Regions from separate parts of the Homo sapiens genome. Here regions 1 and 2 are each linked to region 3. Evidence: chromatin loops called from intact Hi-C (ENCODE). Cell type or tissue: Caco-2. All regions are shown on one strand. Each heading gives the region's core, and the rest is flanking DNA. Links, peaks and the distances in the headings are about the cores only.

Region 1 (7,790 bases), core at 3,069-5,568, 250 kb before region 3:
TGCCCTGCCTTCAGTTGTCCAAGATCTAAATGGAGGATCTATTAGCAGAGACCCAGAGTGCATTTCAGCTGTCACCATTTGTGTATACAGAGACAGCTTAATTTTAGCAAGGAGGATGACTTAGTACCTGATGCTTTCAACCTCTGGTACCAAGGGATTTTAGATAGAATTCAAGTTGAGAGGATAAATGAAAAAATGTCTTTTTGTGGTTGGGATGGGGTAAATGTGTGCATGAGTGACTGATATAGGTATATGATAGCTATTGTTCACTAATATTAAAAGCTTGGGGAATTGGTTTCTCATAAATCTCCGAGTCATATATAGAATGCTGAAATGTACATATCCCCTTATCCATCTATAATTAAGTGGGCCTAAGTTTTACCCAATAGCTAATCATGGATTACTATAACCATTCATTTGAAACACTTTGTCTTCATAGCTAAGTATGTCTTCCTATACATCCTTGCCCATGCCCTGAATTGGGTAATAAGGGTCTTTTGTAAGGCCTTTTTGTGGTCTTAGACTTTGTGTAAAGGTGTTTTGTGGGTTCCTCTGGATCCTTTTTTTTTTTTTTTGTCTTCCAGAAGTCTCTTTCCATAAAAGCAAATTTGTCAGTTACAAAAAAAAAATGAGATTAAATAGAATAGTGTTTGTAAATGTATGTGTAAATGCAACATAAATGTCGATCATTTGATGCAGATCAAAATTGGCATACTAATCTAAAAGTACACAAAAAGTGTATTTCACTGTTTAAGTCTTATCAATTTAAGTTTGTACTCAGAGTTTCTAATATTGGCTAATTTCAGATTTTGCATCTTCAGATTCTCATGACTACAGTTACACTTAATGCATTTCAAGGGAAACAGAAATTTTTTTTCTCTTCTTCAAATGATTTGTTTTTCCTTATTTATCGGGATAGAATGTAAGATAGATTAATTCAAAAAAAAGCTCTCTAGTATCTGTTGACAATTTTTAAAATAATGCTAATTGCCACAGAGAGGGTCTTCTTATTTAAGTTATCATATGACCTTGGACCCCAAAACTACTTCTTTATCCATAAATTGTAATAGAAACATCCTCCCTTTTTTCTTTTCCCAAATAATGTGACATTCAGTCTTTCACTGGTCATGAAACATTTTTGAAATATGCCAAGTGTTATATAAATGTAAGGTAGTATTATCCATTGCTAATCCTGTTTTAAGGACTTTCATGTGTTCAGAGGTTTTACTAAGTGTTATCATGTCATATTTTCTCAGTGGCTCTGTTTCAGTAAAAAAGCACTAGATCTAAATGTAACTGAATTAATTAAAGCTTGGTTTTTGCTTGTTTGGTTAGTAGAATTTACCCATATTATATCTGTGCACACGTTCTCTGTGCCTATCCTCTTTTCCATCTGCTTCATATCCCTTGGACTTCACAAAAGAAAGGATGGAAATGATAAAAAGAGGCCACAGACAAGTTTATTGGGATTTTTTTGGTGGTGGGGGGAGGTGACAAATTTTCAAAATCTCCAATCCTGTTTCAGTTTCTCCTAGAAACAGCTGGAAAAATGACAACCCTATTCATTAAGTACAAAGTTAATCAACTAAGTGTCTGGCCTCCCAGCAATAGAGGAAACCCCAAACAGAGGTAACACTAGAGCAATGCAGGTCCAGCTGCTTGGTCTTCATTAGGAGGGCTTGGTTTTTTCCCATGTTTTCCCATGTTGTTGAGTATGGGAGTAAGAAAATGCTTGTCCTTAGCGAATACTTTAAGAGCAATTGTTCTGAATACAGAATGAGGAAACTGGAGTTTAAACTTTGCAGAGCCATTGCTAAGAACATCTCCTTCCTAATGATGCCTTTCTTTACAGAGCCTCATAGAGTTCATACAGCTCTTCACAGAGTTGGCTTCAAAAGTGGTCCCAGAGATGAATGGGCAAGCCACTGTTGCCAAGCCTGCTGAGAATCTGAGATGTCAAAGTGAAGTGGCTTTATAAAAGACACTTGTTTCTGCTTAGGTTCTAAAGCATCTAAAAGAGGAAAGAAAAGTTACCATTTAAAGCCAGAAACTTGACTGCCTTCTTTTTGCAGGCTAGGGGAAAGCAGAATCCACCTCAGGAGAAAAAGCTTTGTATTCAGGAAAATGCCTTGCTGGAACTATTTAGGTGTGCAATGTGAGCTGCTGCCTCTTCCCAGGCATCATATTTCTCAAAGGAGAAACAAAAACAGCAATATCAGTGCACTTAACATAATAGGAGAGAAATTTGGGAATGAGGACCCTGCAAAAGACAAAGAGGGAAATCACAAGAAAGACCAGGAAAATAAAAGGAGACAGATCTGGGAGGAGAGACAGCAACAAGGAGCTGCCAGAGGCAGCTGGTGGACCAACCATTGGCTGCGTGTCACCCTCGGCCACTCCTTTATTCACAACAGCCTTGGGGGGAAGTGGAAGGAATTCAGGGACAAGTTTGGGAAAGAAAGTATGCCACCCTTCTACTCTCACAGAAATACTGACAAAGCACTGTGGAAACATTAAGAACCAACCAACTAGCCCTTTCTTGGAGAGTCTGGGCTTCACCAAGAAGGTGATGGAAGGGAAGGTGCTTACCCACTTGGGCAGAAACAGCAGGCAGGGCATTTCTCTGAGGGTACAGCATATGCAAAGGCTTGGAGGTCTGAAGGGACCTGAGGAGCTTAGACAAAAAGCCAAATTGTGGTAGCTCTTTTTAATCAGGCTAAAACATGTTTTTCTTTACTGTTAAAAAGTGAGTAACTAAAGAAGGAATTTAGGCAGGAGAAAGACAAACAGATTTGTGTTGTACAAAGACAGCTCGGGTGTGTGCCTTCCAACCACTTATTTACTCAACAAATATTCACCAAGCTCTTTTGTGCTGGGGCTATGCTAGGCACTGGCGATGTGGTGATGAATTAACAGACTAATTCTCGCTTTCATGGCACTCACAGCTTGGTTAGAAGATAGATGTTATAAAATAGTCACAAAAATTAAAGTTTAATTTTAAGTGGTGGCAAATGCTATGCAAGGAGTGCTTTGATGGAGAATTAGAAGGGAGACCTAACTTTGATTGGGCCTCAGGAGGGAGTCAGTTCATTTAGGGCCACCCACCTGAAACTTGACAGATGAACACACATGAGCCAAGCTAGAAGGGATATAGGGGCTACATACCACCTGGGGAGCTAGAGGCTGAACAGTCAATCAGGAAACTATTCTGAAGGTCCAGACAGGTTCCTGAATTTTCATCTACAATTCAGGGGTTTGTCTGTGTTGGTGTTTAAAGCCACCTGTAGCTCTGAAGTTCTACAGCAAGTAAGCATCTGCTCACATTAGGCTAGGAGAGGATTAGGAAGGAAATGAAAGATATGTAAGATAGGGGTCCTCAACAAACAGTGACTGTCCAACAAATTGAGCTTTTGGTAGAGATTCAGAGAGTTTAGCTGTAGGGATGTATTAAACTTCATAGATCCTTGATAAAATTCTTACAGTACTTTTAGTTGTTTCTCACTGAAATGTTAGAACCATGTACCACTCCCCAGAACCCAACTTCTGTTTCTTAAAGTTTCTCCTCCTGTATTCCCTCTTATTTAGGGCTCTCCAGTCACAAAGTATATATGTGTATATATATTTGAAACTTACAATGTCTAATACAGAATTGAACACACACTACACATCATCATCATCATCTTTATAGTAGAGATAAAGGTGTTATTAACCAGCCAAAGAACTGCCATGTAATTGGTGACCACCAATAACATACAGGGACAGTGCCTTGCACTCAAAACTATTTGGATGGATACATGAATATACAAATGAACTCTGCTTCAAAGTGTTCAACTGAGAAACAGTACAACACCTGCCACAATCTCTCTAAGGCTGTGATACACATAAAGTGTGATTCTGTGCTGTCCTTAAGTGCTTCCACTCATGTGATAGACAAAAGGCAGGAGGTGTTCCCACTCATTCCCTACACTCTCAAAACAATTCTTGTTCTGCCCACTCAGTTTCTCTTCCCACCCCTGATAAGCTCCAAAGAGCTTCTCTCCCTGATTTTCTGGGCTTTTATATTCAGAACTGGGAGAAAATTGAGCAAAAGAGGTGAAAATAGGCTTTGGCCAGGCTTGAGGGAATGGAGCAAATTTTATTTTTGTTCTTTTCATATTTATGGGCCACTTTTTCAGTAATTTTTATACTTTTACATAATAGTATCACATCATAAATTCTACTTTCTTTATGGGGGCCATTTTAAATAAATCTTTACTTTGTTGGTTTGCTTACCTTCACATCCCCAGGAAAAGTTTATTGTCTGTCCATCTGCGCATCTGTGTGTATGCCTGTGTGTTTGTCTGTCTGTCTGTCTCCTATCTTCTTTTGGGCAGAGCAAGCTGCCAAAGAAGCTGCAGTAAGCAAGGGGAGAGGAATGGTGAGAAAAAGGGAATTTTAAGCAGGGTTACTCTAATACATGAGTCTTCTTTAGAGCATCCAAGAAAAGCAAGCAAAGGAGATCCGCTATTATGAAATTCCTCCTCGGCTATTGGACTGTTTGAACAATGAGGACACAGCTCTGAAACAGGCTAAGGGGAGACTGCTCTGATTCTCTAGGCAGTGACTGCCTTCTACTTGGTCTCCTCCTGACTGCTCTTCTACTTAGTGATGACAGATTCTAATTTCAGAAATGTAGACACAGGAGCTGAAACAGGTGCAGGCCTAGACTCATGGAGAGAAGGTTTAGGGAGGCACATTTAAGCTCAGTGCATTTACAATTTTTCTAACAAGTGGAAGTAATCCATGAAAGAGTGTGTACCCTGCCAAAGTGTTAACAGCACTGATGAAATAGGTCTCATTGTAGGTGGCTAGGCTAAATAATACCTAAGGCCCTCACCTACACCAAAACGCCACTGATTTAGACATTCACTAAACACACATTGCATTGTATGGAGACATGTTCAACCATTGTGCAAACCCAAGATGGGGCCCTTGTCCCAACCCCACCTCAGTTCTCCAGAACCCCAAGTAACCTGGCTATTTTTCAAGCTGATTTCTCAATAATTCTGATGGGAAGAATGTACTTTTCCAGATTCCATTTTTTCCCCACATACCAAAAAGACTTGTCTAACCTGTCAGCCTATAACTACCACCAAACTCAGCATCAAGGTTTATCTTAACTTAAAAAAAAAAAAAAAAAAGACAAATACTTGTGCAGTTCAAGTGCAATACAAATAAAACTGGTTACGGGGCAGTTCAAACGATTTGGAAAAGGCTTCCTTAATATCTTGGAGAGGCAGAAGTTCTGTCAGTGACCACAAATTGAGTTCATACTACTCTTCAATACTTTGGGCATGGCAGAAAAATGTTAAAATGCAAGATTAGCCTGCCTTTGGGTGACAGTATAGCATCTGGCTCTACCCTCTGGGAGGTTCTTAATCTTCCATTATTGTCCTTTGCTGCCTCTGAAGTGGGTATTGTGGCATATGCCCTCCTTACTAGCTTTCTGTTCAGGGAAGTTTGAGGGCCAAGGGTCATTTTAAGTTCCTTGCTTTTTAGACAGATACAACTTTGTCAAAAATTCAGTAGACTTCCCATGTATTTGCTTGCATTTAGTCCCATCTGCCAGTAACATCTACAGGTTTTGTTTGAGATATGGCTTTCAAAACTGCTTTATTTCTTTGTGGATGCCTTTGAACTTAATGGCAACACACCAAATCCAATATTAGCCCCGAATCATTTGAATCATCTGTTTCTGGGCATTTGTTATTCACGGCTATTTTATATCACATTTCTCACAGTTTGTGGTTCAAATGCAGTGGGTTTTCCAATCTTTTAACGCCTCGCATTTCTGGACTCTGTGGCCTTTGATTTGTACCAATTCGTTCTAAAGTGTGTGCATGTCTCCCTCCCTTTTTTAAAATAGTACTTTGCTGACTGCAGCCAATAGTGGCCAAACCATACTACTACTTTATATCTTCTAAAACACTCCCCTTGAGCTGCCATCTCAGTACTCATGTGGTTCCTTTTCTAAATTATCACAGGTGAGAGTTCCTACATTTTTTTTCTACTGACTAGCATCAGCTCCACGTTTTTAGTCTCCATTACCAATTTCCTCTGCCTGTCACCTGACTGCTAAGCCACATACAATGGGGCTTTGTTATGGTAGCCGATACAGTTTGGATGTTTTCCTCCTCCAAATCTCATGTCAAAATGTGATTCCCAATGTTGGAGCTGGGGCCTGGTGGGGAGACATTGGATCATGGGGATGGATCCCTCATGAAGGGCTTAGTGCCATCCCCTTGGCGATGAGTGAGTTCTTGCTCAGTTATTTCACATGAGATCTTGTTTAAAAGTCTGGGACCTCCCCACCCTCTCTCTCTTCCTCCTGTTCTCACCATGTGATATGCCTGCTCCTGCTTCACCATGACTGTAAGCTTCCTGAAGCCTCACCAGAAGCGTAGCAGATGTTGGCACCATGTTTGTGTAGCCTATAGAACTATGAGCCAATTAAAACTCAATAAATTACACAGTCTCAGGTAATTCTTTATAGTAATGCAAGAACAGCCTAACACAGCAACACCCATATGTGGCATCATATGCTGGTTTTGTCATTAGCTAGTTTATGCTACAGAAACAAGCTCACCCCTCAAATATCTGTTTATTAGTATTTAAAAGCTCATTCTTTACTCAAAGTCCACCATAGGTCTAATGACTTTCTATGACACCTCCCTTCCAAGTAGTGATTCAGGGATCCAGGCTGTTTCCATCCTGTTAGTATGCAACTGGAACACATGGCAAATGGAAAAGAACGCTGAGATCATCAAGTAGCAGCTCTAAAATGCTTTGGAAAAATGGTTACATGAAGTCACTTTTCCTCATAGCCCTTGGCCTTGCCAAACAGTCCTTGCCTGTTTAGTGAATAGCAAATGTCTCTGGTACACATACTAAATCAAACTCTGAGAGTAGGGTATGAAATCTTCATTTTAATACATAACCCAGTGTTTGAGAACATTTGTTTTCAGATAGGTGATGGTATTCCTGTGCAATTCATAATAAAAGTGAAGTTCAGAAATGTTGCAAATTACCCAAGTTCACATAAGGTCACACAAATTTAGTAGCAAAGCTGTTTGTGCCTCTTAGTTCAGGTCAATTCCAAACCACTGAAGTATAAAAACCCCATAACAATGAAAACTATAATATTTACTTAAGACCATAGAATGAGGAATCATGCATTCATTTTCTTGACTGGAGCCCTAAGAATGGAAGGAAACAGTATCAGAAAAGAGGTGAAAGCAGTGTGTTTGCAAAATCAGACAAAAGCCGAAAGGACAGAAGGAGAGGAGGGAAAAACATTTTCCCACAGAAGAGGAAACAACTTGGTCAAGTGTAAATCTGCTAATGCTTCATACCCATAAGCTTAAAACAAGTCAAAAACCTCTGATTAGATCTCCCTAGTCCTTAGCTGGACCAGATGACAGGATTTGAAAGATGTGTGATGTACCTGGATATTACGAGGATTGGGGACAACACTTTGTACTTCCTCAGAGTTGGCTTCATGTGTGAGCTCCAGTCTTGCACAGAAACTGCTTCAAATCTGCAACAAAAGTTCACATTTGCTGAGAGTGAAAATATTCTGTCAAGGTGAAGGGATAAGCCTCAGAACTCAGGGAGTTTGCTTTGGAATTTGCCAATTTTATCCTTGGATCATACCAAAGAAGAAAAAATAAATGTGGGTGAAGAAGAGGGAAATTCTTCCTTGCTAAGAAGACAGAAATAGCTTGAGCTAATTATATTAACCTAAAAAAGTA
Region 2 (7,790 bases), core at 3,069-5,568, 79 kb before region 3:
TTCCTATTTACAGCAGGCCTATCCTGATCTGCAATTCATGCTTAAAGCCTCCAACCAAGCCTGCTTCTCTGAAAACTTGCTGACTTTGACTTGGGATTCGCACTAAAGTTCTTTGTTGCAGGCTGATCTCTCCCCAAGTGCTTTCTCTATTAACCACTTAAGTACAGCAGCTTTTTCATCCCCTCTCGCTGCCTGCAAGCAGGAGGATGAACACTGTCCTGTGGGCCTGGATGCTGGCAGATGGGCCTCCTGGAAGGAGACTTCTGGAGGCTGTTGGAGCGGAGTATGGCCCTGGGCCAGCTTTGCAATAGAGGGACACTTGCTTGATAGGGGCTCAGGGAGTCATCAACTCTATTTTCTCATTCTTGTTTCACAATTTCAAAAGAAGCACAACACGAAATTGGTAAAGCTTTGTTATAGCACATAATTGAGAAATCCTGTGATGTGAATTATGCCGGGAAACTACTTGCCACCTGTCATCATGTGATGTAATAAAAGCAATAACTATATGTAGAATAATTTTTAAATAATCTATTATAGGACTTTCTTGGCTGTTTAGTCCAGTTATTCACAGGGACTTTATAACACTTTTATCTGTTATTACCATGGTTTGGAAGAGAAGGAGATAACAGGTAATCTGATATGTCCAGCAAGTTACTTCTCTCTCTGAACTTCATTTTCCTTATTAGTTAAAAGGTGATAAATAATGCTATGGCCCTCATAGGACTGTTGAGAGGACTAACTAAACTGATGTGTGTCAAGTACACTGCCCAGTGCCTGAGTCATAGTTAGAGCTCAGAAATAGTAATTATTATTATTTCATGAGGCACTATTTCTCTTCTTTAAAAAATTTTGGGCTGGGCACAGTGGCTCACACCTGTAATCCCAGCACTTTGGGAGGCCGAGGCAGGCAGATCAGCTGAGGTCAGGAGTTCGAGACCAGCCTGGCCAACATAGTGAAACCCCGTCTCTACTAAAAATACAAAAATTAGCCAGGCGTAGTGGTGCATGCCTGTAGTCCCAGCTCCTTGGGAGGCTGAGGCAGGAGAATCACTTGAACCTAGGAGGCAGAGGTTGCAATGAGCAGAGATTGTACCACTGCACTCCAGCCTGGGCAATAGAGTGAGACCCCATCTCAAAAAAACAAAAACTAGGACAAAGTTCATAGTTAGAACCAAGCAAAAATTTATTCTATGTGTTAGGGTAATTATTTTTGTAAATTTTTCTTCTATTTATTCCTTTTTATTAATAATTTATGAATTATAGTTGTATCCTTACACTATAAACAACACAGTTCAGTCCCACAGAGGGCATGTCCAAAGCCATGTGGAATCCAGCAAATTACCAATAAAAAACAATCCGTAACAATAGTCTTGGTTTCACTGGAACTAAGGACATATGATCTATGCTGTATGTATTCTATTTCCTGTGTAAGAGACACTTTGATACTCATTACTCTAGAAAGTATTTATAATCTAGACAAAAAAAAGCCTAATTTTAAACATTGTGATTTTTGACATCCATTTTTTGAAAATCTGTATTTTCCAGATCTTAATATATTTCTTGAGTGCTGACCATGTGCCAGCCACTGTGCTGTATTTCACATGAATTACCTCATCTAACCTTCCACCTGTAAGTTAGATACTATCCCACCCCCATATGACAGATAAGAACACAGAGGCTTGGAACTATGTGGTGTATTGCCCAAGGTTACCCACCTAGTGGCAGACACAAGACACAAACTCATGTCTCTGCCATTTTAACTGTGCTCTCTATGAGAGAAATGGCCACCACCTCTTCAGGCTAAATGTGATGAATAAGAATACAGAGGCTTGGGCAAGTCATATCACCCCTTTTTGCCTCCATTTCCTCATTGGTTAAACAGGAGCAATAATCCCATCAACCTCAGACAGCTGTTGTGAGGATTCAGTGAGGTCATGCATGTAGAGCACTGCCTCACCCTTTAGGAACCCTGCCTAACTCTCCCAGAATATCACACTTCATTTTATCAGGAAGAATTTCTCCATGTGGTCTAGCCTGACAATCCATTGTTCACAGCCAAGGTCATACTCCGTAACTAGTTGCCCATGTCCACCCCACGTTTAGGCTTCCTCAGATAAAATACTAATGGCTTATACTCATTAAAGCTTTTTTAATCAGTACCACTTGATTCCCTGTCTCAGCATTATATATATTCCCATGGTCCTGTTGGCTTCCAGACTAAAAGATTTAGCAGATCTCCAGAGTCACATGCTTCTCCGTTTCTACTCTTCCTTTTCATAGAAATGAAATCTTAAGGAAATCCATCAGACCAGCTTGTTCATCCTTAAAGGATGTGCACTGGAGGAAGAAGGATTGGGATTTTATCTCTGTTGTAGCCATATCCCATAATTTGAGGTCCGCACACCATGCTACATTCATATTCATGTTCTCTTACTCTTTGTTTTCTCCTTCTCTCTCTCTTTCTCCCCAACTCCCCCCATCTATTACCTACCTACCTGTCTCATTTAATCCATGCAACTCCCCCTCCAAGAAAGTATTTAAAAGGTGGGCTCTAGAGCCATACTTCCTAGATGGTAAATCCTGGCTCTACCACTTGTTAGCTGTGTGACCTTGAACAAAGTAAGTAACCTCTCTGTGCCTAGTTTCCTCATCTGTAAGGGGGGATGCTAATAGCACCTACATCATAAGATAGTGTGAGCCTAGCATTTAAAAGAGTGCCTGCTACATAGCTAGTTCAAAAAAGTATTATTATTATTCTGTTTAATAGATGGCAAACTGTGGTTCTGGAAGTTTAAATAACCCACCCAAAGGCATACCGACTGTGTGTTGCAGAGCTGGAACAGGCTGATGGCAGAGTTGGTGCTCTAACCACAGTACTTCACTGCCTCTTACTTAGCATATGCTGTGTGTTTATTACTCAGCTGAGTATGGCTGGGCATTGTGGGACTCTCAAAATAGACAAAGATGCCCTTTTAACCAACAGTTTCACTTCCAAGAACTTGACCGTAACTGGAACAAGTATATAAAGGAATAGGTATACGGATGCTCATTACATAATACCAGAAACAACAAAAATGCCCATCAATTAGGGGCTCAGTAAGTAAGGTATACTGCATTCATGCAGTGGCTGCTATGCTATTATTAAACCAAGAAGAGCAATATGTATTAAAGTAAAAGATCCCCAAGTCCTGAAGCTAGAAGAAAAATAAGGTACCAAAAAACATAGTTGTACTTATATATCCATATAGGATCTCAGGAAGCAGATTAGCAGCAGTGGGTTCTGGAGAAGAGCACTCGGTATCTTGGACAGGAGGGAGATTTGTGTTGCTGGATTTCTCTATTTTGACTGTTTGAATTTTTGACCGAGATACTTTTCAATTTAAAAGACTAGAATATAAAAAGGCTGTTAAATGTAACACTGACTATATAAATGAATGTTTCTTTATATATAATCTTTGGAGCACAAATTTTTCATGGGGAATGTAAAACTGCCTTTTAAAATATGATGGGGAAACAGACTGTGGGAAATATTCACTGACTAGAAGAGAGAAGCAAGACTATTTTAGAAACTCCTCTGTCAGGGCAGCAGTGTAGAAAATAGTTGAGAGTGGTGACTTTGGAGTCAGACAAACCCACTGTCAAATCTTGGGTCTAACACTAATCCACTGTGTGATCTTTTGAGTCTCAGTTTCCTCATCCATAAAATGGGGCAATATTATCTATTTTGAAGTGAGGATATAATGAGATAAAATACCATAGAGTCTTGCACATACAAGCATTCAATAAATGGTTACAGCTATTTACCCTGATAAGGAAGTAGGTAGATGACTGATAGATAGATAGATAGATAGATAGATAGATAGATAGATAGATAGATAGATGTTGCTAAAAAGGTTCTAAATCAACCATTCTTCCTTTGTCCTCCTTTCTCTCTTCTATCAGCCCAGAGAACAACAGTCTTATACCTGTTGTCTAGATAGCATTGTAATAGCAGTACCAGCAAGCTTTGCAGTCACACTAACTAGCTGATGACCCTAGGCAAGTTTTAAGCTCTCTGAGTCTTTACATAATGCTAATAACAGGCCAACTGCAGTGGGTCACACATGTAATCCCAGTACTTTAGGAGGCCAAGGTGAGAGGATCACTTGAGCCCAGGAGTTCAAGACCAGCCTGGGCACCATGGCAAAACCCCCTATCTCTAAAAATTACAAAAATTAGCTGGGCATGGTGGTGCTTGTCTGTGACCCCAGCTACTCGGGAGGCTGAGGCAGGAGAATCACTTCAACCCAGGAGGCAGAGGCTGCAGTGAGCCGAGATTGCACCATTGCATTCCACTGTGGACAACAGAGCAAAACCCTGTCTCAAAAAAAAAAAAGTAATAACAATATCTACCCATAAGGGATTATGCAGACCAAAACAAAATAGCCATGGTCCCTGCTCTCATCAAACAATCTAGGATCCCCTGCAAATAGCCTAGCATGACTAATCCTATGAGGGTCCTCCACAAACATTTGTTAATTCATTGAACCTATGACTTTCCAGGAAAGGCATCTATACATACCATGAGGTTTTTTTTCCAAATTACTCAACTACCATTTTACCAAACAACTCCAATTTGTGTTAACTTTTCAGGCCCAAGCATGTGTATTTGCCTTTAAACTACACGCATTTCCTTCACTTCTCATTTCATCAAACTATACAATTGGAATCACTCTTTTATTCTCTAGCTTTCACTATCATTCTTGTTCTCTCTCAATCTCTTTTTTTTTTTTTTCTGAGACAGTCTTGCTCTGTTGCCCAGGCTGGAGTGCAGTGGCATGATCTCAGCTCACTGCAACCTCCGATTCCCAGGTTCAAGTGACTCTCCTGCCTCACCCTCCTGAGGAGCTGGGATTACAGGCGCCCGCCACCACGCCAAGCTAAATTTTGTATTTTTAGTAGAGACGGGGTTTCACCATGTTGACCAGGCTAGTCTCGAACTCCTGATCTCAAGTGATCCACCCACTTCAGCCTCCCAAAGTGCTAGGATTACAGGTGTGAGCCACCGCACCTGGCCTCTTGCTCTCTCCTAATAGTTATCCAACTCAGACTACCAAAGTGCGCTCACATCATGGTCCACTACATCTAGCAACTCAATTCTGTCTCCAAAAGGAAAGAGTTTCTCTCTCCTCACTTCAAACTGAAAAGTCCCAGGGATGGTCTCTGGCTGGCCCAGCCTGGAACTGGAAGAGCGATAAATGTAGGGCTGGAAAGCACACGCATAACTAGAGGAGAAATTATTGCACTTTGGTCTCCTCCCCCAATTTGGATCTACCAAATGTAAAACAAATATCTGAATAGTCAGCCTTTCTTTTTATTAAAAAAATTGTTGTGCTGCTTAAATTAACACAGTGCACTGTGCACTCCCCTTTGCATGTGTAGACACAACCCTTTTTAAATCTGTATTAAAAAATAGAATTGGCAATGGCTTTTGCTCCCGCTTGAGCTTGCCAAAAAAGGTTGGAAATGAGCATGCCTCTTCCTGTCTCTCTTGGCTCTGCTCCCTATTAGGATTTGATAGAGACAGAATCTTTCTCTTCCTCAACTTTCCCTGGAGCTGTAAGTGGGCTAAGGGGTGGAGTTTGGGAGAAGGGCACCACCTTTCACAATCCAGAAGTTAGGGATGTAGAAATATCAGGTGCTGGCGACAACATTTTGGAGCTTCTGAGCAAGTTCCCATGCTGTTGTTTAATCCTTAATCATCTCTCTTGGCATACTTCCCATTGCTACTGCTTGCATAAAATTGGAAGGAGCTGATTGCCTCAATCTGTATTTTCTATAAGGCCATGCTTACTTAGCGCAAAACCCACAGGGACTCCTCATATAATTGTTTTGACCCTAATAGGCTGTTTTCTTTGCTTCCAAGAAATCTCTTCTATCTTCCCCTTACATTCTAAAATAGTCTTAGTCCCAAGTGACAGTCAAGAACATGGGGGATACCTAAACATTTCCTGTAGAGAAATAAGATGTTAGTTGAATTCCATACCCATCTCTCTGAATGGGACTAATTATCAATGGGGGCTGTTGCCATGAGCAGGATTCTTTATGGAAATTACCTTAACTATTTTGTTTTTCCTAAAGACTACTCCGGTGGCAAAGAAGAATCATTACTCTTCAAAGTTCCTATACCAAACAATAAAAATAAAATGTCTGCTCATTCCAGCTAGTTAAAATTGAAATTTGAGGGCTCTGGTAATCTAAAACATGTCACTCAACTGTAGGCTGTCTCAGAAAAAAAAGTTCACTGCACTCTTCAGGAATGAAAGTACAAGATCCACCCAAGTTATTGCGTAAACCAAAATGCTCAAGGCTAACCCCATGCAAATATAGAGAAGGCCAACCTTTAGATGCTATCCTTTTTTTTCAGAGACCCTTCCCTAAAATCTTTCTAATGCTTGAATTCTCTCATTTATGAAAACTGCCTTAAAATTCCCAGTATCCACAGGAGCAAAGGTACAATCAGTCCCTAACAGCTTGCAGTCAATTTGTGTCTTAAATCTTTCCTTACATTGAAATTAACAATGTTTTATTTCTGTTGCCTTCTTTTTGTAGATTTTACTATAAGGAGACAGATACATAGACATAAGCATGTATTACTTGGAAAAAAATGTTTACTTTCTTACTCCATAATATAATGTGGTAGCACACACTTCTTCCTAGGAAGAAGTATATTAGGTTGAATGTGGAGAGACAGAAACTAAAAGGCATAGAGCACCTAATCCACAGTAGTATTGAGCAGGATGAGTCAGGTAAGGTGGCAACACAGTATGAGGGGGACACACCAATTTCAGCAGGAGACATTTTTGACTGTTATCTCTAATGACCTACATATACCTGCTCTTCAAGATTAACAGGTTTCTGAAATAATGTTGGGACTTTGAGTCTCATTCCACATCCATTGCAATGAATTCTTTAAAAATCGGAATGATTTTCCAATCTTGAAAGCACTGCAGAGAGACAACAGGACTAGTACAGCTTCAGTCAGGTATCCACACTTGAACCAATCAGGTAGGACCAAGAATGCAAACATGGGTGCATGGGAGCCCACGGGGGCAGACTGAAGAGAAGTTCTTAGGGGAAAGAAGGGTCAAAGGAATTCTGTGACTTGCATGGCTTTGGGGAAAGTACTTTAGCCTGTATGAGCCTCTGCTTACCAGTCATGGATTATACTTTCTACTTACTGTAAGGAACACTGCCTTATAAATACCAAACTGCTAGTCAAGGATGCTGGGGCCTGAGTTGGCAGTAAGTTTAAGATGACTCACCAGTGTTATAAGGCTACCAAATGAGCAAGCTTGATCTTGGGACATAATAATATACATGTATACATTAAAATGAGAAAAAATGACAGCCTCCCTCCATTTGATAAAAATCTGATTCTCCTGGAATAGAGCCTTCGATCTGAGGTGCCTCATTAACAGGAATATTGGCAAACTGGAACAGGTGGTGGAACTTAATCTCTCTTTACAACATGCCATTGTATCAGTTCAAAAGCCTTTTTTAAAAAACTCTAATCCAGACGGTCTTAAACAGTTGAAAATGTATTTATTCGTGTTTACATAGCAAGGTGTCTAGAGGCAGGTAGTTTCTGGCACTGAGTGAGTGGTCCAGTGATGTTAAGGCTGTCATCTCTGTGATTCTCTTGACCTTTTCTTGACCTCATGGTTGCAAGATAACTGTCAGAGCTCCAGATATCTCATCAATGTTCAAAGCAGGAAAAAGAAGAGGAAGATTGTTACTAGCTTGAT
Region 3 (7,790 bases), core at 2,954-5,453:
TTATTTCTCTTAGTTCTAGTGACTGGGAAGTCCATGATCAAGGCACTGACAGAACTGTTATCTGGTGAGGACCTGCTTCCTGGTTTACAAATGGACAGCCATCTTCTCTTCTTGCTTTGTCCTCACATGGTGGGAAGGGGTAAAGAAGCTCCCTGAGGCCTCTTTTATATGGGCACTAATCCCATTCATGAGGGCTCTGCCCTCATGACCAAATCACCTCCCAAAGGTTCCACCTCCTAATGCCATCACCATGGGGTTAGGATTTCAACAGGAATTTGGAAAGGACACAGACATTCAGAACATAGCACCCCCATTTTACAGATAAGAACAGTGAGAAACAGAGAGTTAAATAATTTTCTCAAGGTCATACAACGAACCCGTAGCCTAGGCAGCCTGGCTCTTTGGTCATGTTCTTAAATACTATGCCATACTGTCTCTCAAATAAACACTAAAATCAAGATACTTGGGATGATCGTTGGGAGGCAGAGCCCAGATATCTATACTTTAAACAAATTCCCAAATGATCTGATGGGCAACTCAGATGAAAATCAATGCTTCAAGAAATAGCCAAATAAAACTCTATGGAAGGTAAAGATGGGGAGAGCTTGGTGAGATGTCATACTTGGGAGGAAAAGCCAGGGAAAGTAAGAGAAAACTGGGTATTAGTAAAGATCATGGAGAAGGGAAAACACAAGATATTGCTAGGCTAAAAAAGAGGCAGACCTGATGAAGCAGTGAACACCACTTCAGCCACTCCCTACCTTGGCCCCAGCTGGCCCTGGCTGTGACTGTGTTCCATACTCTGCAATGACATGTAACTTCCACCACGTCCATATCATACCTAAAGCCTACTTCAGTGTGTCCACAAAAGCAAGTAAGAATAAAAAGTAAGAGAAACAACTCACATTTATTTGCTGCTTATTATGTGCCAGGCTATGTCCTTTTTTTTTTGAGATAGAGTCTCACTCTGTCACCCAGGCTGGAGTGCAGTGGTGTGAGCTTGGCTCACTGCAACTTCTGCCTCCTGGGGTCAAGTGATTCTCCTGCCTCAGCCTCCCAAGTGGCTGAAATTACAGGCACGTTTAGTAGAGATGGGGTTTTGCTATGTTGGCCAGGCTGATCTTCAATTCCAGACCTCAAGTGATGTGCCCACCTCAGCCTCACAAAGTGCTGGGATTACAGGTGTGAGCCTCCACACCCATGTGCCAGGCTATGTTTTAAGTGCTCTACCCATGAGAACTCACTTAGTCCTCATAACAATCCTGTGAGGTAGGTACTATTGTTTCCCCCCATTTTACAGGGAAGGACTCTGAAGCACACAGAGGTTAAGGAGTTTATCAAGGTCACTGTAGCTAACAAGCAGCAGAACCAGATTCAAACCCGGAGCCCACACTCTTAATCACTATGTTGCTTCTAGAAGAAAGAAAATAAGGGATGAAGGATAGTAAAAACATGCAAGCCCTTCTGAGCCCCCTGTTGTTGGCCCCACTTTGGCAGGAGTGTTAGGAAGACTATGGGAACTCAAAGGTGACACTTAGCACTCTCCTCCAGAGGCTACAGGAGCCATCATTGGTAGCTAGCCATTTGTATCCCCCGTGATGGTGGAGAAAAGCCCACACTGTTGCAAGTTTCCAGAATTTTCTCTGCTCTGGAAAAGACTCCCAAACTAGGGTTAATCAAGTATCTTTTTTGGTGAATTTCATTAAAATTACCACATAAAAAAAGAAGAATTTGTCCTGAATTATACATATAGGAGAAAAATGATAAAATAAAATAATTTCCATTATCTTTGTAGCAAAAAAAGTTGGAATGATTCCACCAGGTTCTCTGAAGGACTTTGTTTTCAAAGGAGATGTTAAAATGTGTAAAATATCCAAAGGATACACTTTTGCAGCTGAATTTAGGATCTTAAGAAACATGGTTTTACCGTGTTTCCCAATGATTGTTGAAAAGAAGCAGTGACTGGGTTACATCTAGGGCAGGGTTTCTCAGCCTCGGCACTATTGACATTTTGGGCCGGGTAATTCTTTGTTGTGGGGGGCTGTGCTATGCATTGCAGGATGTTTAGCAGGATCCCTGGCTTCTACCCACTAGATGCCAATAAGATTCTCCCTTTCCATCTGTGACAACCAAAAATGTCTCCAGGAATTTCCAAATATCCCCTAGGGCCAAAATCACCCAGTTGAAAACTAGTGTTCTAGGGAAAACCATTATAATTAATAGCATGTCTATGATCTCCCCTGTTGCGGGAAGTCAGGGACCCCAAACGGAGGGACCAGCTGAAGCCATGGCAGAAGAACGTGGATTGTGAAGATTTCATGGACATTTATTAGTTCCCCAAATTAATACTTCTATAATTTCCTATGCCTGTCTTCACTGCAATCTCTAAACACAAATTGTGAAGATTTCATGGACACTTATCACTTCCCCAATCAATACCCTTGTGATTTCCTATACCTGTCTTTACTTTAATCTCTTAATCCTGTCATCTCCTAAACTGAGGAGGATGTATGTTGCCTCAGGACCCTGTGATAATTGTGTTAACTGCACAAATTGTAGAGCATGTGTGTTTGAACAATATGAAATCTGGGCACCTTGAAAAAAGAACAGGATAACAGCAATTGTTCAGGTAATAAGAGAGATAACCTTAAACTCTGACCGCCGGTGAGCCAGGGGGAACAGAGCCATATTTCTCTTCTTTCAAAAGCAAATGGGAGAAATATTGCTGAATTCTTTTTCTCAGCAAGGAACATCCCTGAGAAAGAGAATATGCCCCTGAGGGTGGGTCTCTGAAATGGCCCCCTTGGGTGTGGCTGTCTTCTATGGTTGAAACTGTAGGGATGAAATAAACCCCAGTCTCCCATAGCGCTCCCAGGCTTATTAGGAAGAGGAAATTCCTGCCTAATATATTTTGGTCAGACCAGTTGCTCTCAAACCCTGTCTCCTGATAAGATGTTATCAAAGACAATGGTGCCCAAAACTTTGTTAGCAATTTTAATTTCGCCCCCGTCCTGTGGTCCTGTGATTTCGCCCTGCCTCCATTTGCCTTGTGATATTCTATTACCTTGTGAAGCGCGTGATCTCTGTGACCCACACCTATTCGTACATTCCCTCCCCTTTTGAAAGTCCCTAATAAAAACTTGCTGGTTTTGCGGCTTGTGGGGCATCACGGAACCTACCAACATGTGATGTCTCCCCCAGACGCCCAGCTTTAAAATTTCTCTCTTTTGAACTCTGTCCCTTTATTTCTCAAACTGGCTGACGCTTAGGGAAAATAGAAAAGAACCTATGTGACTATCGGGGCAGGTTCCCCGATACTCCCCAAAGTATTGCATGGAATGCCACATTTCTTTTATCATAGTGCTTCAAATAAGTATTTCAGTGTGTTACTGAAAATATTTATAAACAAAATATATTTGATAGCAGGGTATGAATATGCCCGTGTCCTTGGAAGAGAAAGAGGGGACAAGAGAACAGGTATAACAGCATGTTGTTGGTGAAAATAAATTGGTAGTAATATAGATTGAATATCCCTTATCCAAAATGCTTCCGACAGGAAGGGTTTTGGATTTCAGATATTTTCAGATTTTGAAATATTTGCAGAATACATACAGGTAGAGCATCCCTAATCCAAAAATCCAAAATCTGAAATGTTCCAATGAGCATTTCCTTTGAGCATCATGATAGCACTCAAAAAGCTTTGGATTTTGGAGCATTTCCGATTTCAGAATTTGGGATTAGGGATATTTGACCTATAGTAATGCCAAATACTGCACTAAAATTAGCAAATGTAATCTCATTGAATTGTGACAACAGCCTTAAGAGGAAACCCGATCATTATGCCTACTTAGTAGATGAGGAAACAGAGGTAACTAGGTCAAGGTCACACAACTTGGAGTGTCAGAGTCTGGATTCTTTCTAGTTCTGCCCTCGTCCAAGCCAGTTCTGTTAACACTATTCTTCCTTTCAGCATAATCTGTGTCATCACTGGAGCTTATGTCTACCTGCCTGCCACCCAGCACCAACTGTTTACCCTTTAAGTCTCATTCTGCCTCCTCCAGGAGCCTTCCCTGACCCCTGCCTTCACCTTCTGACCTGTGCCCCTTCACACCCTGTGCCCTCTTAACTGGGAAAGCCCTGAGGGCAGGGGCCATACCTTATTTACCTCTATCTCCAGCTCACTGCACAGAGGCATTCAGCAGATGACCAGTAAATATGGGCTGTCTAGTAAAAACTTTGCAGTTAGAGATAATGAAAGAAACATAATTACTTCTGTGTGGGTTGAGAAAGAAGGGAAGGGAAAGTCCAGATACTTAAGCAGAAAAAGGCAAACAGTCCAAAAGGGGAAAAGTAACTTGCCCAAATCATGCAGTTGAGGGCAGGAAGAAAGGGGGACAAAGCCAAAACCAAAACCCAGTCCCTTGTCCCAGCCCAGTGCTTTGTCTGCTACGTTACACAAACTGTGATTGTGAAATTAAAGGGTTTTTGATGGCACTGATATAAGTAAATAAATGGCTTTATGAGTTAACACATGACAAGCAATAAACTCATAAAAGGTAAATATTGACAACTGAAGATTATATATCACTATGTTTAGTGTGTGGAGAACCCAACTAGGAATTAGGAAAGCTTGCACATTCAGTCTGGTTTCTTGGCAAATCAATGAGACTTCAAACAAATCATTTTATTTCTCTGTGCTTCTGTTTCTTTTGGCTGTAGTATTTTGCTGGTTAAAGAGCACGTGATCAATGTCTATGCTTTTAAATGTCTGTCTTTATTTGAGCATGCTCAGCTGGATGTGGAAAACCTATGGTTCTCTTGGGTTTCATAAGGATCAAATCCCACAGTGATATGTAAACTTGTGTGGTTTATAGAATTATAGGACCTCAAAGCTGGGAGAGGCCTGATAAATCATATAGTGAAAATTTCCAGCCAGTGCCTGGATTTCTTTTACAGAATCTTTCTTTTATTGGACAGGTGCTCCCTTCACAATCCATGATGTAAGGAGAAAAGGGGCTTCGTTTGAAGGAAGTTAGTGTATTGTGTATGGGCGTGTACTTTCTGCTTGGGGTGTGCCTACAGGGCTATCTCACTTTCTGAAAGCGTAATAATAAGTTACTTTACCATGCATTAATTAAATGTCAGAGACCATGCTAAATGCTTTACAGAGAATATCTTTTTTAATCTGTATAAGAACCTCCTGAGGCAGATAATATTATTAACCTTACTTTTCAGATAAGGAAACTAACATTCAGAAAAGTTAAGTAACTTGCTAAAGACATGTGTCTACTAGGAGGTAGAGTCTCAAGTCTATTTCAAGCTCCTAATAAGTAAATAAATGTCTATTGAATCCAACTAATGACATCCCACTCCATATTCCCCTGCCACTGATGAGAGAGAGAAGTATAAAGTTTATGTAAATAAGACAGAAGCAATGTTTTATATAAGCATTGTGGATTTAATTCCACTAAGGGATTGATTTTTCATCTTAATGGAACTTTTTCTTCAGCTATCAAGTTTCAGTTTCAAGATCGCAAATGCTAAGAAGATATTAAAATATTTTAATACATAATTCCACTAGATCATATTTATAGGTACTGTTAATATATTACCAAATCTACTATAAACAAAACAATAAAACAAAAGGCTGGATCAATATGGAAAGTAGAGTAATAATTTAGGCCCTAAAGAAAAACTACGTAAGACATTTCTTAGAGGATTACCAGGTTTCTCTCTCTCTCTCTTTTTAAACACAGCCTAAAATAGAAAAGCAATTTATGTATTAATAAAAAAAATAGAAACCTGAGGCAGATGTAACCAGAATAGGTGAATTAACTGAAGACTGATATTCTTATTTATGTTTGTGTATTTTAAATAAAGAAGGAGTTTGACCATCTCATCTAGTTAATCATTAAAAGGAAACTCGAGCCAAACTTGTGAAGCAGGTAAAGTTTATTTTTAGACATTCAACTGGCTTCTCTTTTGGGCTCCCCTTTTCTTTTGGGGTCATCCTCCATGTCTGGTAACCTTAACCTCCCTGTCTCTTCCAGAAGGAGCAACACCCCCATGTTTTAGACCTTTACTTCTGATGTCAGGACCCTTTCTGATGCAAGTGTTAGCTAACTCCAGCTGGCTGAAGAGGAAGGAGGAGGAAGAGAAGGAGGGGGAATAATGTATTGAAGTGTGTAATAGTCAAGTCTAGGAGCAGCCCTCACCTTAGGATCTAGACATTCATATTATATAATTGGGAATCTATTTCCAGATCTCTTTGCTTTTTTTTTTTGCAAACCTCAATCCAATGGAGTCTCTAAGTGGTAGACCACAGCTGCTCCAAGCTTGCATCGTATCAGCTTAGCTATTCCTGTTGAGAAACAAGACAAGTTTCCAAGTAGTCCCAGAAAGCCAAGAATTAAGGTGTATCTGTCCCTGTCATGTGCCTATCTCTGATATTACCAGACCTGGCCCATGCAGAGTTACAGATGGGTTAATACCACCATAAGCGCATGGACCAAAGTTAGGGAAAGGATAGTTTTCCAAAGGAAATGTTAGGTCCTAGTATCATATGTGGAGAGGGGATACTTGGCAAGTAAAACAGTACCTATCTACCATGTGGCCACAACAGGGCAGATCAGGGTCCCTGGTAGGATGGAGGCAGCCATCAAGCATTATGGTATCCCTGAATAATCCCTTCCCAGTTCATATGTAAACCAATCCTCTTAAATTGTTAATGCATTTAACATAAGGATGGATTCAGCAAAACTGTATCAATAGCAAAACATGAGGGGTCTCCAGCTAGTAGCCTGTCCTGCATAGCCATCCATGACTACTGCTCTAATTGATTTTTTCTAGAATGTCTAAAGGAAGATGAAAGTAGAAAATGAGCTGTAGTGGACAAGCATTTTTAAAATGAGCCCAATAATGTAGCACTTTTGGGTGCTTGATAATTGTTGCAAATCACATTTGCCTGAGAAATTTCAATTCTATAATAATTGTACAATAGCAGAAAGATCTAGATACAAAAATATTCATTGCAGCATGGCTTGCAATAGTGAAAAATTGAAAACAATTTACATATACTTCAATAAGGAAAGGTTAAAACAATGGTATACTATGCTACTATTACCTGAAAATATTGAAAAGATGAAAAGATGTCCAATAACATTTGATGAATAAAGGTTGAAAAATACATGTAGTAAAATCTCATTTTTGTTTTTAAAAAACATATATGCATGCATGCATCCATGTATAGACAAAAAGGATTTGAAAATATACAATAAATTATAGTTAATCACATTTACCTTATGGTACTGCAGAACATCAGAACTCATTCCTCTTATCTAGCTGTAATTTTGTAATCGTTAACTAATCTCTCCCCATCCTCCCCTTCCCCCTGCCCTTCCCAGCCTCTGATAGTCACAATTCTACTTTCTATTTCACATAATAAAAGTTTTTAAAGAGGGGAATAATGGGGTGGGGGATCTGGAATATACATAAAAACTCAAAAATAATTACAAATTTGTTGCCATCAAAATATAAAAAGAAAAAAATAGTTACATCTGCAAAATGGGATTGTGTGAGGAAGTTTTTACCTTTATACATTTCTACCTTCTGTATGTTTGGATTTTTACAATAAGTATGTGTTATTTTCTAGCATCTTTTGAAGTTTTTTTCTTAAAGGCATAAGTAATATCTAAAGTTATTTTTCATCCTTCTAATGCCGTCTACACAAAGATAACGATTTTTCTTGGATGGCCCCAATCTCTCTTCTGTAAGATCTTTCCCCATTTGTC

What was found. A loop is a pair of places that touch in the nucleus more often than their neighbours do. Peaks named below come from ENCODE experiments on the same cell type or tissue, not always from the same donor. Only the 100,000 strongest peaks of a DNase experiment are listed, where the experiment ranks them.
Region 1: a loop joins it to region 3, with 4 times the contacts of the local background. A loop is called at or near these places in 23 of 110 quality-filtered maps.
Region 2: a loop joins it to region 3, with 2.6 times the contacts of the local background. A loop is called at or near these places in 17 of 110 quality-filtered maps.

What each region holds. Positions count from the first base shown.
Region 1 is chr5:143,669,180-143,676,969 of GRCh38, reverse strand. It overlaps LOC105378210 (a long non-coding RNA gene), which reads right to left. Exons shown (of 3, transcript XR_944377.3): 2 at 7,484-7,576; 3 at 561-4,391. Among named protein-coding and RNA genes, the nearest start is that of MIR5197, 6.8 kb to the left of the region's middle. In Caco-2, for the core only: no CTCF peak of the experiment used is centred there; no DNase peak of the experiment used is centred there.
Region 2 is chr5:143,493,849-143,501,638 of GRCh38, reverse strand. No RefSeq gene overlaps it. Among named protein-coding and RNA genes, the nearest start is that of NR3C1, 94 kb to the right of the region's middle. In Caco-2, for the core only: no CTCF peak of the experiment used is centred there; no DNase peak of the experiment used is centred there.
Region 3 is chr5:143,414,953-143,422,742 of GRCh38, reverse strand. It overlaps a transcript of NR3C1 not described here. Among named protein-coding and RNA genes, the nearest start is that of NR3C1, 15 kb to the right of the region's middle. In Caco-2, for the core only: no CTCF peak of the experiment used is centred there; DNase peaks (open chromatin) are centred at 4,112 and 4,402.